2 separate regions of the Homo sapiens genome follow, and region 1 is linked to region 2. Evidence: chromatin loops called from intact Hi-C (ENCODE). Cell type or tissue: endothelial cell of umbilical vein. All regions are shown on one strand. Links, peaks and the distances in the headings refer to the core of each region. The heading gives the core; the rest is flanking DNA.

Region 1 (8,404 bases), core at 311-8,310, 57 kb before region 2:
TTGCCCAGGCTTGAGTGCAATGGCGCGATCTCGGCTCACAGCAACCTCCACCTCCCAGGTTCAAGCCATTCTCCTGCCTCAGCCTCCGGAGTAGCTGGGATTACAGGCATGCGCCACCATGCCCAGCTAATTTTGTATTTTTAGTAGACACGGGGTTTCTCCATGTTGGTCAGGCTGGTCTTGAACTCTGGACCTCAAGTGATCCGCCCGCCTCGGCCTCCCAAAGTGCTGGGATTACAGGTGTGAGCCACCGTGCCCAGCCCACTTTTATCTTATTTGTAGATTGGGGCTCACACAAAATTTAATTTCAAAAATGGTTTCCACTGTTAAAGAGCCATTATACTAGGCTGAACTTACATCCATAAGGCTATGTTGCACCCACAGGGCTGTGTTAAGAAGCCAACTATTGCCGGGCGTGGTGGCTCACACCTGTAATCCCAGCGCTTTGGGAGGCTGAGGTGGGTGGATCACCTGAGGTCAGGAGTTCGAGATCAGCCTGACCAACATGGATAAACCCCATCTCTACTAAAAATACAAAAAAAAAAATTAGCCGGGTATGGTGGTGCATGACTGTAGTCCCAGCTACTCAGGAGGCTGAGGCAGGAGACTCGCTTGAACCTAGAAGGCAGAGGTTGTGGTGAACCAAGATGGCACCACTGAACTCCAGCCTGCGCAACAGAGCCAGACTCCGTCTCAAATAAAAAAAAAAAAGAAGCCAACTATTTCTTATAGATAGTAGGTGACAACTATCAATAATCACAAAAACTTCAAATAGGAAGAAGGAGGGAATGCTAAAGATCATTTCAACAATGACAGCAAAACAACAGAAACTGCCATTTATTGAGGAATTATTGTGTGCCAGATACTGTGCTATGCTTATATGCAGTATCTCTAATTAAATCTTTACACTAACTCTAAGAACCTTAGAAAATTAAAACTTGAATAGAGGCCAGGCACAGTTGCTCACACCTGTAATCCCAGCACTCTGAGAGGCCTAGGCGGGAGGACTGCTTGAGGCCAGGAGTTTGAGACCAGCCTGGGCAACATAGCAAGAGTCAGTCTCTAGGGAAAAAAAAAAAAGGAAAGAAAAATAAATTTGGATAGAATCACATCACAGAGCTGGCAAGCTGGAGAGCCAAAATTTATACTCAAGCTTTTTAAGTCTAGACCCAAGCTCTTAACTACTATAATACACTATCTCTTATGACCTGGTTCTAGTACTAACTAGCTCTGTAACCTCTTTATACCTTAATTTCTTCACTAAATGGAAGTAACGGTACTTTATAAGTTTGTCATGAGAATTCATTGACTTGATCCAAGTGAAATGGTTAGCATAGAGACTGGTACATGGTAAATATCTGATAGATGTTAGCTGCTAATAATATAATTATTGTCACTACCCCAAGTAACTGGGATGCAAGCACCTGGAGCCAGTTGAAGCTTCATTATTTTATAAAAATGCTAAGACCATGTATCATTAAATTTGAAAAGGGTGACACACCTAAAATATAAAATTCCTTTTTTTTTTTTTTGAAACAGAATCTCCCTCTGCCACCCAGGCTGGAGTACAGTGGCACCATCTTGGCTCACTACAACAACTGCTTCTCAGGTTCAAGCGATTCTTGTGCCTCAGCCTCCCGAGTAGTTGGGATTAAACGTGTGCACCACAACGCCTGGCTAGTTTTTTTATTTTTAGTAGAGGTAGGGTTTCACCATGTTGGTCAGGCTGGTCTCGAACTCCTGGACTGAAGTGACCCACCTGCCTTGGCCTCCCAAAGTGCTGGGATTACAGGTGTGAGCCACTGCACCCGGCCCAAGATTCCCTTTTTTTAAAGAGCCTCGGCAGAATCCTAAATCTAAAGCAGCACCTCTCTTTCCTTTGTCTCACAACTTTTGTAGTACCAAAGATAATCTATACAAAGGTATTTATAGGGATTAAATAGCCAAAACTTTACTGGAAAGGTTTAAAGCATTCTGGTAAAGGAAAGCTTGTTTTTTAAAAAAAAATTCACAACAATTCAGAGACTTCCTCTGTGTGTCTGGAAGATACTTGCCCTCAAGTACGGTATGTAGCTGAAGCATACTTACTACAAAAATTGGTAATGCCTGCTGTCCTGTATTCTTGGAGCCTCTTGATTTCCCTTCGGAGTTCAAATTCCACTGTTTTCCCCAAAAGGAATGAAGGAAAAAATTACAAAAACAAAAGCAACATTAGTGAGCACTTTTGCTATTGAGCATTTTCATTAATTCTGCCTTATAAGACTAGGGAAGTTCATTTGGAGAATCCTACTCGTTGGTAACTTCTCATTAGAAATTTTACCCAAGAGCTGAGGAAAACCTACTCCAGCTATCTTCCAGCTGCTGTCTCCAGATGCAGCAGCTGGAACTGTCTTCTAGAAAACTTAGTGAAATGGTTAAATTCATTTGTCTACAAAAGTAACAATTTTTTTTTTCTTTTTTTGAGACAGAGTCTCGCTCTGTCGCCCAGGCTGCAATGGCATGATCTCGGCTCACTGCAACCTCCACCTCCCGGGTTCAAGCAATTCCCCCTGCCTCAGCGTCCTGAGTAGCTGGGATTACAGGCATCTACCACCACACCCGGCTAATTTTTGTATTTTTAGTAGAGATGGGGTTCTGCCATGATGGCCAGGTTGGTCTCGAATTCCTGACCTCAGGTGATCCACCCGCCTCGGCCTTCCAAAGTAGCTGGCATTATAGGAATGAGCCACCGCACTGGGCAAAATATAATTTTTTTAACAACCAAGTTTCCCTGCTCTAACTATCTTCTATTAAAAGTTCTACAAATCATTCTAATTTGGCTGCTTTTGAAACAGAGAATGAAGGAAGAGCCTGGACAATCCATGGGGTGTAGTGTTTTGGAATGACACATAAACCAGGGGTGTGTCCCAAACTGGGACAGGAAGTAAAGGATCAGTCACCTGGTACAAACCACACAAAGAATGCTAACCAAACAAGGTGTTTGGTGAGGACAACCAACCTGGCTCAGATAAATGTCTGCAATGCTATGTAAGAAATATTTTCACGGTGAGAATAAGGGCCTTAGTAGACTACCTTCCCAGAACTAAACTTAGAAGCCACATACACAAATGTCATGATGAAAGGTACAGAACAAGCCAGAGTCCATATTATTTTAACAATCTAGGCCTTACTGCCATACCAACATATTTTGTTTTGAAACAGGGTCTCACTCTGTCGCTCAGGCTGGAGTGCAGTGGTGTGATCTCAGCTCACCGCAACCTCGGCTACCCGGGTTCAAGCAATCCTCCCACCTCAGCCTCCAAAGTAGCTGAGACTACAGGTGTGCACTACCATGCCTGGCTAACTTTTGTATTTTTGTAGAGATGGAGTTTTACTATGTTGCCCAGATTGGTCTCGAACTCCTCGACTCAAGCAATCCTCTTGCCTTGGCCTCCCAAAGTGCTGGGATTACAGGTGTGAGCCACCACGCCCGGCCTCATAACAACTTTTAATTTTTTATAGTGAAAAATCAAATGGTAACTATGTAGAGCTCTCACAGAAATACCACAGAAAGGCAAGAGATCGATGGAAGTACTATCTCCACAAGCTATCCATCTCTGTCCTCATTTTTAAAACTACTTTTAATACTAAAATATTTATGAACAAAATAAAATGATGTCTGGGATTTGCTTCAGAATAATCCAGTTGAGGGCAGGAGGGAAGAGTGAGTGGTAAAGATGAAACCAGACTGGCCATGTGTTGAAAACTGCTGAAGCTGGATGATGGATACACGGGAGTTCATCATATTATTATCTCTACTTCTATATATATTTGAAAGTTCCCATGATACAAAGTAGGGAGAAAAACTACTAAATTATTGTTTATCTGGGGCAATGGGGGAAGTCATTAGGGCTTTTTAACCTCTCTTCTGCCACCCCCATAGTCCCAAATTTGTCTCATGGTAATAAAGGGGAACAAAGAGAGAAATATCCATTTATTTATTTATAGAACTTCACATAAAACACACCATTATCTCTCCTATTTATATAAATATACACACACAAATACTGCTCAAGGCTCAAAAACCACCTACATGCATGGCTTTCAATGAATTTGTCATGTTCCACTGGCCCCACAATTCTTGCAAATCGCCTCATTGTTTCATACAGGTCCTGGACCTCCTTGGGATACCGCCGTTCCATTACTACAGAGAAAATAAAACATAAATGTGTCATGGGAAATGTAAGGATCCCTGAGTTTTCAGCATTTTTTTTTTTTTACAATTAGTAAAATGGAAGAACATTATTCATAACCTCATATGACTAACTTATCCATGACAGGAAGCAAACAGGAAAGCCAAGAATGCAAAACACTAATCATAATGACAGCACCATAGCAACTATCCCACAGGGATGTTGTTAACACTGGAGATCATCTCCACCACTGAGCACTACTCATCTCCCACATCTACTGTCTTTTTTTTTTTTGAGATGGAGTCTCGCTCTGTCTCCCAGGCTGGAGTGCGTTGGGGTGATCTCGGCGCACTGCAACCTCCATCTCCTGGATTCAAGCAATTCTCCTACCTCAACCTCCCAAAGTAGCTGGGATTACAGGCGCCCGCCACTACACCCAGCTAATTTTTGAATTTTTAGTAGAGACGGAATTTCACCACATTGGCCAGGCTGGTCTTGAACTCTTGACCTCAGGTGATCCACCCGCCTCGGCCTCCCAAAGTGCTGGGATTACATGCATGAGCCACCGCGCCCAGCCACCTCACTGTCTTTTTTTTTTTTTTTGAGATGGAGTCTTGCTCTGTGGCCCAGGCTGGAGTGCAGTGGTGTGATCTCAGCTCACTGTAACCTCTGCCTCCCCAGGTTCAAGCAATTTTCCTGTCTCAGCCTCCCAAGTAGCTGGGATTACAGGCACACCGCCATGCTCGACTAATTTTTTGTATTTTAGTAGAGACGAGGTTTCACCATGTTGGCCAGGCTGGTCTTGAACTACTGAGCTCAGGCAATCTGCTCGCCTCGGCCTCCCAAAGTGCTAGGATTACAGGTGTGAGCCACCGCGCCCGGCCACCTCACTGTCTTTTAAACTACACAGGGGCAGGAACTGCTGGCAGTAATGGACGAGACAATTAAAGGCAGATCTTACATTCTTAGGAAGAATTATGGCCAAAATTTATGGTATTAACTCCCACAGGAAAACAAAGAAGCTACAGACAAAATAATCCATCCAGAAGATTTCCCATTAGCTGAGAAAAAGTGTGATTTCTTGCATGTCCCACCTACACATCCTCAAGCAAGGTAAGTATTTTTTTCATCCTTCATATGGGTCATTTTGCCTTTCTCCAAACTAAATTAACTACTACAACTTAATTTACTGCTAATGAAGTTTTATTTGACAACTGTCATGCAAATATCATGCAGAGACACCAGAGCAGCAACTCTGGGGATCACTACTGACCAAACAACTAATCCAAAGATGTATCTGCAAAGAAGATGGAGAGTAAAACTGACTAACAATAACTGGTAGATTGGAGCAGTCAGTAACTCTCGAACTGCTACTTGGGTCGTTTCAATCAGTAATTAGGTTAGTTCTATCTACTCTTGGACTAACGATACAGACTTTCATTTATGACAGCTATTTTTTTTTTTCCTAGCTTACCTTTTTATTTTTTTTGAGACGGAGTCTCGCTGTGTCGCCCAGGCTGGAGAGCAGTAGCACGATCTTGGCTCACTGCGACCTCCGCCTCCCGGGTTCAAGCGATTCTCCTGCCTCAGCCTCCTGAGTAGTTGGGACTACAGGCGCCTGCCACCACACCTGGCTAATTTTTTTTATTTTTTAGTAGAGATGGAGCTACTTGGGAGGCTGAGGTGGGAGAATCACCTGAGCCTGGGAGGCGGAGACTGCAGTGAGCTGAGCCACTGCACTCCAGCCTGGACAACTGGAGTGAGGCCCTGTCTCAAAAAATAAATAAATAATAAAGGACCTAAAATGTAACATACTTATGATGATGGCTATATTTTTAAAAAATATAGATTTTCTGTTGCCCAGGCTGGAGTGCAGTGACATGATTATAGCTCACTGCAGCCTTGAACTCCTGGGCTCAAGTGATCCGCTGCCTCAGCCTCCCAAGTAGCTGGGATTATAGGTGCAAGCCACCATGCCTGGCTAGATATTTATTTACACTAAAAAGACACTTAACCTTGTTGACTGAACCCTACGATGCTATATATTATTAAATAAATACCCCTACAAGAATCTATCAACTGGGATGTTTTACAATAACCATTAGGTTATTGTACAAACCTAACCATTAGGTTATTCTTTACAAAAAAAGAATATTATGACACACAACTATTACAAATATTTTAATACAAACATTGTGATTGTTATTATGACATCATCCTTCTTAGTTGTGGAAGCCTCTATGTTGTGGAAGAAGAAAAAGTACAGGGACTTTTTCTGCCCTGCTTAGGTATCTCTGATATTTAAAATAATAAAGGCCAGGCACGATAGCTCGAGCCTGTAATAAGGAGGCTGAGGTGGGAGGATCACTTGCACCCAGGAGTTCAAGGCTGCAGCAAGATACCATCACACCACTGCACTCCATCCTGGGCAACAGTGCAAGAACCTGTCTCTTAAAAAACAAACAACAACAAAAAACCACAGTAAGGTCAAAGGTGGCATTTATTTTAAAAATCACTATATGTATTTTTATCACCGTCATATAATATTAAATATCATTTATTTTGTCTGTCTATAACCATCCAAAATAAAGATCACTTTCTGTTATTTATCTAAAATATTTTTACAACCTGAAGATTAAGGTTATGTTATGCTTAACACATAGTTGCAAAACATGACTCTATCCAGAAAATTATTCATTAATATTCACACTGTAATTACTATACAAATTTTTAAAAAAGAATTTTAATACAAGTTTTATTGACTACAAATTAATACATTTATTTATTTGCTTATTTATTTATTTATTTTTGAGACTAAGTCTTGCTCTATCGCCCAGGCTGGAGTGCACTGGCGTGATCTCGGCTCACTGCAACCTTTACCTCCTGGGTTCAAGTGATTCTCCTGCCTCAGCCTCCTGAGTAGCTGGGATTGCAGGTGCATGCCGCCACGCCTGGCTAATTTTTTTTTTGTATTTTTAGTAGAGATGGGGTTTCACCATGTTAGCCAGGATGGTCTTGATCTCCTGACCTCGTGATCTGCCCACCTCAGCCTCCCAAAGTGCTGGGATTACAGGCAAGAGCCACCGCGCCTGGCCCCAAATTAATACTTTAAACTCTCACTATGGATCAGAATTGCCCTGAAGACTTTTTAAAAATGCAGGTGCTGTGCCTCCAACCCCAGAGATTCTTACTTCATTAGTCTGGAGTGATAGCCAGGCTAATATGCAACTTGGATTAAGAACTACAATACGTGATTTATTTAAAATTATTCAATAATATTGGAAAAAAATTGTAAAATAAAGAAAACTGCTAATACTTACATTGAAACTTTCTAAGGTTGATTAATCCATGGTCTCTTATAATTCTAGAATGAAAAGCCACAATAATTTGTGCATTAGAATTATTTTCACATTTACTAATGCTTTACACATATAGCTATCATCAGACATAAACATGCTGAGGTGGAATACAATACAGAGGTCCAAAGAAGTCACTCCCACAAATTTCTGCAGGTCAGTGAATCACTAACCCAATTTTAGACTCTCAGGCATCACGGGTTTTTCCTCTTGTTGGGCATAGTAGACTCTCCATGACTATTTGCTGAACGAATGAATCAATCAATAACCACTCACAAATGCTGAAAAACACATGTCTGTCACTTAAGATGAAACCGAAAGGAATCTCTGTCCATGTCATAAAGTTAATCTATTCAGCTTGTGGAAATAATTGAGAACAGCCATTTTAGAGAAATCTGCTAAAGGGCACCATGATCACATATTCAACATTTTCAACTGTGCATTCACACAACACTGGCGGTACTAGAAATAAATATTGTGCATGTTTAATGAAAGGGCATTATAAAACAAAAGATTTGATAGCAACATCAGCAACTGAGTTCTACAGTACTCTCTAGCTCGAATTGTGTTTTAAGCAAAAGAGAATTTAAACCAGGCAAAGTTATGTGTCTTGAATCTGATTTATACCAGAGGTATTCATAACTAGCAATGAAGCTTCTCATAGGAGCAACTGGGTATGCTTCTTCAGCATTTCATGGAAGCTAACTCCAGACATGCAGAGAGTAAGTTTTACTTTAGATCAGGAGTTCCCAACCCCTGGGCCATGGACCAGTTAGGAACCAGGCTGCACAGCAGGTGAGCAGCTTTACCGTCTGAACTCTGCCTCCTGTCAGAGGAGCGGCAGCATTAGATTCTCACAGGAGCGCGATCCCTATT
Region 2 (8,260 bases), core at 259-8,258:
CATGCCATTCTCCTGCCTCAGCCTCCCAAGTAGCTGGGACTACAGGCGCCTGCCACCATGCCTGGCTAATTTTTTTTATTTTTTACTGGAGACGGGATTTCACTGTGTTAGCCAGGATGGTCTCCATCTCCTGATCTCGTGATCTGCCTGCCTCGGCCTCCCAAAGTGCTGGGATTACAGGCGTGAGCCACCACGCCCGGCTGCTTCATTTTCTTGTAAGACCCAGGGTCATATGTTTGTGTCATGTGTTCAATGGGTAATCAATATGTATTAATTGATTTTATTTTGATACTCATAATTCCCTTAGAATCAGAGTCAAAGGGCTTTATTGCCTAACTTCATCGTTTATTTTTCTTCCTTGATCAACTTCCACTCTAGTTTGCTATTAATAGTCACCTGAAGGCCGGGAGTGGTGGCTCACACCTGTAATCCCAGCACTTTGGGAGGCCGAGGTGGGTGGATCACCTGAGGTCGGGAGTTCAAGACCAGTCTGGCCAACATGGTAAAACCCTATCTCTACTAAAAATAAAAATAAAAAAAATTAGCTGTGTGTGGTGGTGCGCGCCTGTAGTCCTAGCTACTCAGGCGGCTGAGGCAGGAGAACCGTTTAAAGCCGGGAGGCAGAAGTTGCAGTGAGCCAACATCATGCCACTGTACCCCAGCCTGGGCAACAGAGGGAGAGTCCATCTCAAAAAAAAAATAATAATAAGTCACCTGAGACTTGTTCCCACTGTACTTACTGCTAAAGGAACCCAAACGGTCCATTCCCTAATTGGCAACGAGTGCTGCTTTGGTCTTCCTCAGCAGAGCTTCTTCAAGACTTCAGAACCGGCCAACACATACACCAAAGCTTGATGACTCCCTAGGAACAAACAAAAGTGGCACATGGATCAGAAAATCATTCAAAGGGACAAGATAAAGAGAAGATATGCAACATACTCAGCTCTGCCACATCTTAGCTTTGTAATGTTGAAAAATTATTCCACCTCTGAAAACCTGTTTCTTCCTCTGTAGTGGGTATAACAGTGCCTACCTTCCAAAGTTGTGAGAATTAAATGTTATAATCAAATATCATAATCCATATAAGTAATGTAGCATGGTACCTGGTCCTCTATAAATGCTACATATTTTTCTTTTTTATGAGGAAGGATCTGGGTCTATGGGGCACTGAGGGTGGCAGGGGCAAATGCTACATATTTCTAATAAACAACTGTTGGCTTTCTCTACTCAGCATCATTTCTCTCCTTAGCTGCCATCTTTATTTGGGAAACTGACCCTCCCACATTTCATGTGATACTGGTGGGGCTGCCAATCACAATACCCCATTCCCCACCCCTGACAAAAGCTAAAGCAACCAGGTCTCTTCTTCCAGAAATCTGGATCTTGAGTAAGACATGAAAGGACAGAAGGCAGTTGGAGCTTAGTTATTCACTAGAATTCATTCAAAGAATTCAGTCCATGTGCTCTGGCTGTTGAAATCCCTAGCCCCAGGTGGCTCAACTGTTTAACTCTTCTCTCATTTCTCTCTCTTTAATAAACTTTAATAAACTCAACTTTAATCATAAGACTGAACGAGTTTCTGTAACTGGAAACCAAAAAATCCTATCTATTACAACATACATTTGTTCCTCACTCTTTCAACAAGTACGTAACAGGGCCAGGCACAGTGGCTCATGCCTGTAATCCCAGCACTCTGGGAGGCTGACGTGGGAGGATTACTGGGACCCAGGAGTTCAAGACCAGCCTGGGCAACATAGGGAGACCCCATCTCTTAAAAAAAAAAAAAAAAAGTTAGCCGGGTACAGTGGCCCATGCTTATGGTTCCAGCTACTCAGGAGGATGAGGTGGAACGCTTGGGCCTAGGAGGTCGAGGATGCAGTGAGCCACCACTGCACTCCAGCTTGGAGGACAGACTAAGTCTCTTTTTCTTTTTTTTTTGGAGACACAGTCTGGCTCTGTTGCCCAGGCTGGAGTACTCATTGCAACCTCTGCCTCCCAGGTTCAAGGGATTCTCATTCTCCATTTGGTTCTCATTTTTGATTCTTGTGTCTTGTGCCTCAGCCTCCTGAGAAGCTGGGATTACAAGCATGTGCCACCACCATACCTGGCTAATTGTTTTGTATTTTTAGGAGAGACAGGGTTTCACCATGTTGGCCAGGCTGGTCTCGAACTCTTGGCCTCAAGTGATCCGCCCACCTCGGCCTCCAAAAGTGCTGGAGTGCTGGGATTACAAGTGTGAGCCACCATGCCTGGCCCAAAGTATCTTCTTTGAAGCAGAAATAAAATAATATTTTACACTAAGTCAAAAAATAATCCTTCTTCTGTACACTCACAGCTTTTTGTTTTTGTTTTTGTTTTTTTTTGAGACTAAGTCTCGCTCTCGTTGCCTAGGCTGGAATGCAATGGCACGATCTCAGCTCACTGCAACTTCCGCCTCCCGGGTTCAAGCGAGTCTCCTGCCTCAGCCTCCCAATTAGCTGGGATTACAGGCGCGGGCCACCAGGCCTGGCTAATTTTTGTATTTTTAGTAGAGACGGGGTTTCACCATGTTGGCCAGGCTGGTCTCGAACTCCTGACCTCAGGCGATCTGCCCACCTCAGCCTCCCCAAGTGCTGGGATTACAGGCATGAGCCACCGCACCCGGCCCACTCACAGCTTTTTATCTGGCATTTTTCACATTCTACTTTGTGAGTATTACTTCTGAATGTCTATTTTCCCCCACTTCTAAATTAAGTGAAAGCAGGCTGGGTGTGGTAGCTCATGTCTGTAACTCCAGCACTTTGGGAGACTGAGGCAGATGAATCTCCAGAGGTCAGGAGTTTCAGACCAGCCTGGGCAACATAGTGAGAACCCCGTCTCTACCAAAAATACAAAAAAATTTGCTTGGCGTGGTGGCGGGCGCCTATAATCCCAGCTACTCGGGAGGCTGAGGCATGAGAGTTGCTTGAACCAGGCAGGTGGAGGTTGCAGTGAGCCGAGATTGTGCCACTGCACTCCAGCCTGGGCGACAGTGCAAGATCCTGTCTCAAAAATAAATAATAAATAAGTGAAAGCAGAGACTATATCGGATACCTATCTGTATGCTTTTAAAATGCCAAGCATACAGGAGGAATACAATAAACACATAGTAGTGGACTAATAAATGTTAATTCTACAAAAGGTTAATTTATCTTTAGCTTTTCTGAAGTGATTTTTTTCACCCTGGTAATTTTTAGCTTGGAGAATAATTCATCACTAAGTGTGGGCAACATTTCTGCTAACGCTGCCATCAAAGAACTTTCCCTTTTTGGGGTGGGGTAGGTCTCCCTTTGCTGTCCTCTCAGGAAAAGTTGAGCTCTGAAGAAAAATGAGTCTAGCAAGGGTGTATTACGAACGCAGCAATCAAATAACTGCCAAATTTACTGAACTTTTTCAATTTGCTAGGTACCCGTGGGTACCAAGGTGTGGGGATTCTTTGAATCCTCACTCCCACACTTTTGGGGCAAGCTGCTTTTTCAAAAGCAAGCAAGCTCTGAAAGAGTATGTTACTTGCGCAGTGTCTTACAAGGGATAGCTGTGTCATTTCAAATACAGATGTCAAGGCTGGACGCAGTGGCTCACGCCTGTAATCCCAGCACTTTAGCAGGCCGAGGCAGGCAGATCACCTGAAGTCGGCAGTTCGAGATCAGCCTGACCAACATGTAGAAACCCTGTCTCTACTAAAAATACAAAATTAGCTGGGCGTGGTGGCGTATGCCTGTAATCCAGCTACTTGGGAGGCTGAGGCAAGAGAACTGCTTGAACCCGGGAGGTGGAGGTTGCGGTGGGCTGAGAACGCGCTGTTGCACTCTGGCCTGAGCAACAAGTGTGAAACTCCCTCTCAAAAAACAAAAACAAAAACAGACGTCCAGTAAAGGATGCACAGTCAATAGGGACTGATCAACACTCGAAAAAGCACAGTAGGAGGCCGGGTGCGGTGGCTCACGCCTGTAATCTCAGCACTTTGGGAGTCCCAGGTGGGCAGATAACCTGAGGTCAGGAGTTCGAGATCAACCTGGCCAACACAGCGAAACCCCATCTCTACTAAAAATACAAAAAATAGCCAGGTGTGGTGGCGGGCGCCTGTAATCCCAGGTACTCGGGAGGCTGAGGCAGGAGAATCGCTTGAACCTGGGAGGCAGAAGTTGCAGTGTGTTGAGATGGCGCCATTGCACTCCAGCCTGGGCGAAAGAAACGCCATCTCAAAAAATAAAAAAATAGTAGGGCCGGGCGTGGTGGCTCACGCCTGTAATCCCAGCACTTTGGGAGGCCGAGGCGGAAGGATCACTTGAGGTCAGGAGTTCGAGACCAGCCTGGCCAACATGGTGAAACCCCACCTCTGCTGAAAATACAAATATTAGCTGGGCGTGGTGGCCCACGCCTCAGGCACGAGAATCGCTTGAGCCTGGGAGGCGGAGATTGCAGTGAGCCGCGATCGTGCCACTGCACTGCAGTACAGCCTAGGAGAAAAAAAAAAAAAGGCAAAAAAGCACAATATTGCAGTCTGCAGAATCTTCTTTCTCCCCCTTTCACAAGAGACCACATTCTGACACCAACTTCCGTGGAAACACTGGCGCTAGCTCCAAACTAACAATCGCCAAATTCGAATCAGTTACCGGGAGAAGGAAGTGAGGCACTTCGCCGGGCAGGAGTCCACGTTGGGAGGAGGAAAGGCGCAGGCTCCCGAGTTGTGGAGCCAACGTTCAAATCCTTACGGGGTGGGACCGGCCTGGGCCAGTCATTTTACCTGCGCCTCAGCTCTAACAGGGTACTGAAATACCTACTTTGGGGGGCCTGCTAGGAAATTCAAATGGGCAACGCTGGTCAGGGGCATCTGGCACAGTGGCCATTCTTGGTAGAGCTACGCGCTCCAGGGCTGAGCGGGAAATGGCGAGGCCGGGGCACTGGGGCACCGCCCAGACGCGGGGCGGGCCCCCGGGGTCAGGCCCGGCCCCACACCGCCCTCCCCCACAGAGCGGCGAGGCCCGCCGCTGCCCGCCCGCCGGCCCGCCAGCCTGCCGCGTCAAGCCCGCCGCCGGGGCCCGCAGCCCGCGACTCCTCCCCCGCCGCACCTCGTGGCCCCCGCTTCTCCCTAGTCCCGCTAGAGGGGCTCGCGCTCCGCCACCCGCCCGCCCGCCCGCCCAGCGCTGCCTGGCGCCTCACCTCGCCGAGACCCCCTAATCCGCGCCAAAGAGCCGCCGGTCGCGCGCGCCTCCGGGCTTTGCGTGCGCGCCCCCGGGCGGCGCAGTGGCGAGCGCGCCGCGTGCCGCGCGCCCGCCGCCTCCGCCCCTCGGCCGTGGAGGCCCCCGCCGGGTGCTGAGCGCCCGCCACCGCCCTCTTGGCCTTTTCCCGGTCCCCGCCGCGCGCCTGCTGCTGTCCCCGTGCCCGAGGACTGGGAGGATGGGGCTGAGCCGCTTGCCTGACTTTTGATCCGACCAGTAATCACTTTGCCCGTGTGGCGCGTGGCCCGTTGCCTGAGGCTTCCTGGCGCGTGGGGCTGTTTGGTCCCCTCCGGAGTGCGGTGAGGCGGGCCGAGCCGGGACTGCCTGGGTTTGGGGATAACGTTCCCATCTCCACCCCTGTTGCAGCAAGGGAAATTGAGGCTGAGGGAACTGGGCCCAGGGACGGCGAGCCGTGGCGCCTCTCCAGTCCGGGCCCCGAAGGGCTGCTCGTGGATGAACCAGACTGATTTTAAGGGGTGAAGAGGGTGCGTTTCAATCAGATGCTCCTGGAACGTCGAAATTGTCTTCTTTGGAAAGAACCATCCCCTCTTTGGGCTTCAGAGGCCCAAATTGAGGCGCAATGATGAGAGGATGTGGTGGTCTACTCTGATGTCAATCTTGAGGGCTAGGTATGTCCCAAGATCTCTTATTACTGCTGTTAATGATGATTCTAATAGCTACCATTTGTCGAGTACTTATTGCATGCCAGACATTGCACAAAGCAGGTTACACATACGGTCTCATTTAAAACTTGTGAGGTAGGCACCTGTTGTTATCCCTATTTTCCAGGTGAAGAAATCTAGGCACTGACATAAATAACTTGGGATCACACTGCTAGGAAGTACTGGGGAAGGGAATTCAAACCATGGTTTATCTGAACTATATAACTGTTACATCTATTTAGAAGTCTGCCTTTGATAAATTTGCCCAACCTTTTTTTAGAATTCACTTACACTTTATGCCTGTGTGAACCCTTTCATTCTTTTTTGGTATATGCATAATACAAGTTCATTCCAAAAAAAAAAAAAAAAAAAAGCCCTGCCGGGCGCGGTGGCTCACGCCTGTAATTCCAGCACTTTGGCAGGCCGAGGCGGGCGGATCACAGGGTCTGGAGTTCTAGACCAGCCTGACCAACATGGTGAAATCCCGTCTCTACTAAAAATACAAAAAATTACGCGGGTGTGGTGGCAGGCACCTGTAATCCCAGCTACTCCGGAGGCTGAGGCAGTAGAATCGCTTGAACCCTGGGGGCAGAGGTTACAATGAGCCAAGATCTTGCCATTCCACTCCAGCCTGGGCAACGAGAGCGAAACTCTGTCTCAAAAAGAAAAGAAAAGGAAAGAAAAACCACCTCCCACCAGGTTAAATAAATAATTAACATTTTGGTATGTACCCTTCCAGACATTTTCCTATGCATCACATCAATAAATATATGATAGGATATTTTACATTTGATGTATCCTGAAGATTAATTCAACAAATGTTTAGTGAGTAGGCTTGTTGTAGGTGCTGGGAATTCAGCAGTGAACAAAACAAAGTCTCTGCCTCATGGAGCTCATATTATAGTAGGGAAGACTGTCAATAAGCAATATACACATTACTAAATGATAGATAATGCCCAGTAATGTGGCAAGTTTTATGGAAAAATAAATCAGGATAAAAGGATAAGAGTGATATGGGGATTCTCTTAGTTAGGGTAGATAAGGAAGGCCTCTTAGCTAAGGAGGCACATAAATATCTGATCATTTAATGAGAGAAGGAGCAACATGGATTTCTAGAGGGAAACTATCCTAGAAGAGAAGCAGCAAGTGCAGTGACCCTGAAATGGGGATTTGTTTGGCATGGAGAAAGGGCAAGACCAGTGTGGCTGGAGCACAGCAAATGAGAGAAATTAGATGGAAATCAAGGCAGATCATGTATCATCTGGTAAGGTTTGGATTTTATTGGGAAGTGACAGAATATGACGAAGGGTTGAGAGCAAAGGAGTAGCTTTGCTGTAAAAGGATCACTGTGGGCTGGGAGCGGTGGCTCACACCTGTAATCCCATCACTTTGGGAGGCCGAGGCAGGCGGATCACTTGAGGTTAGAAGTTCGAGACCAGCCTGGTCAACATGGTGAAACCTCATCTCTACTAAAAATACAAAAAAAATTAGCTGGGCATTGTGACGGGCGCCTGTAATCCCAGCTACTCGGGAGGCTGAGGTAGGAGAATCACTTGAACCTGGGAGGTGGAGGTTGCAGTGAGCCAAGATTGTGCCACTACACTCAAGCCTGGGCAACAGAGTGAAACTGCATCTCAAAAAAAAAAAAAAAAAAAAAATCACTGTGGCAGCTGTGTGGAGAATGGATGGTAGAAATATTAAAATTGCCCTTTGCCTGGTGAAGTGGTGTGTACCTGTAATCCCAGCTACTCGAGAGACTGAGGCAGGAGGATGGATTGAGCCCAAGTTTGAGACCAGTCTAGGCAACGTATCGAGACCCCCATCTCTAAAAAAATTTTAAATTGCTCTCTAAGGCATAAATTGTCCTTTTACATGGTAGTTGTTCAACAGATAGTTGATTAACATTAGTGTTTCACCTATAGCTGTACAGCTTTACAACCACTCTCAACTTCACATAGTGGAAGTGGGGTCAGTCATTTAGGACATATCTGTGTCTTTGTCATTGAAACTCAAATTTTGAGACTGGCTAAGGCAAATATCCAGATCTGGATGTCATGATTGTCAACAATGAATATCAGTAATCAGTGTTGTAATACTGTAGAAAAATTAGTCCCACATAATACTGAGATCTAGTCGTTAAAAACATAGCATTCAGGGGCCAGGCACAGTGGCTCATTCCTGTAATCCCAGCAGTTTGGGAGGCCAAGGCAGATGGATCATTTGAGGCCAGTAGTTCAAGATCAGCCTGGGCAACATGGCGAAAACCCATCTCTGCTAAAAATGCAACAATTAGCTGGGTGTGGTGGCGCATGCCTGTAATCCCAGCTTCTTGGGAGGCGCAAGAATTGCTTGAACCCT

What was found. A loop is a pair of places that touch in the nucleus more often than their neighbours do. Peaks named below come from ENCODE experiments on the same cell type or tissue, not always from the same donor. Only the 100,000 strongest peaks of a DNase experiment are listed, where the experiment ranks them.
Region 1: a loop joins it to region 2, with 5 times the contacts of the local background. A loop is called at or near these places in 2 of 110 quality-filtered maps.

Annotation. Positions count from the first base shown.
Region 1 is chr17:37,461,210-37,469,613 of GRCh38, reverse strand. TADA2A (transcriptional adaptor 2A) reads right to left here. Exons shown (of 16, transcript NM_001166105.3): 10 at 7,493-7,536; 11 at 4,073-4,183; 12 at 2,089-2,160. Among named protein-coding and RNA genes, the nearest start is that of DUSP14, 24 kb to the left of the region's middle. In endothelial cell of umbilical vein, for the core only: no CTCF peak of the experiment used is centred there; a DNase peak (open chromatin) is centred at 4,203; H3K27ac peaks cover 2,536 bases.
Region 2 is chr17:37,403,871-37,412,130 of GRCh38, reverse strand. It overlaps ACACA (acetyl-CoA carboxylase alpha), which reads left to right and starts at 5,295. Exons shown (of 56, transcript NM_198834.3): 1 at 5,295-5,869. The coding sequence starts at 5,832. It overlaps TADA2A (transcriptional adaptor 2A), which reads right to left and starts at 5,245. Exons shown (of 16, transcript NM_001166105.3): 1 at 5,182-5,245; 2 at 741-862. The coding sequence starts at 765. RefSeq lists an enhancer at 3,429-4,113. In endothelial cell of umbilical vein, for the core only: no CTCF peak of the experiment used is centred there; DNase peaks (open chromatin) are centred at 4,750, 5,510, 5,720, 5,890 and 1 weaker place; H3K4me3 peaks cover 1,895 bases; H3K27ac peaks cover 1,462 bases.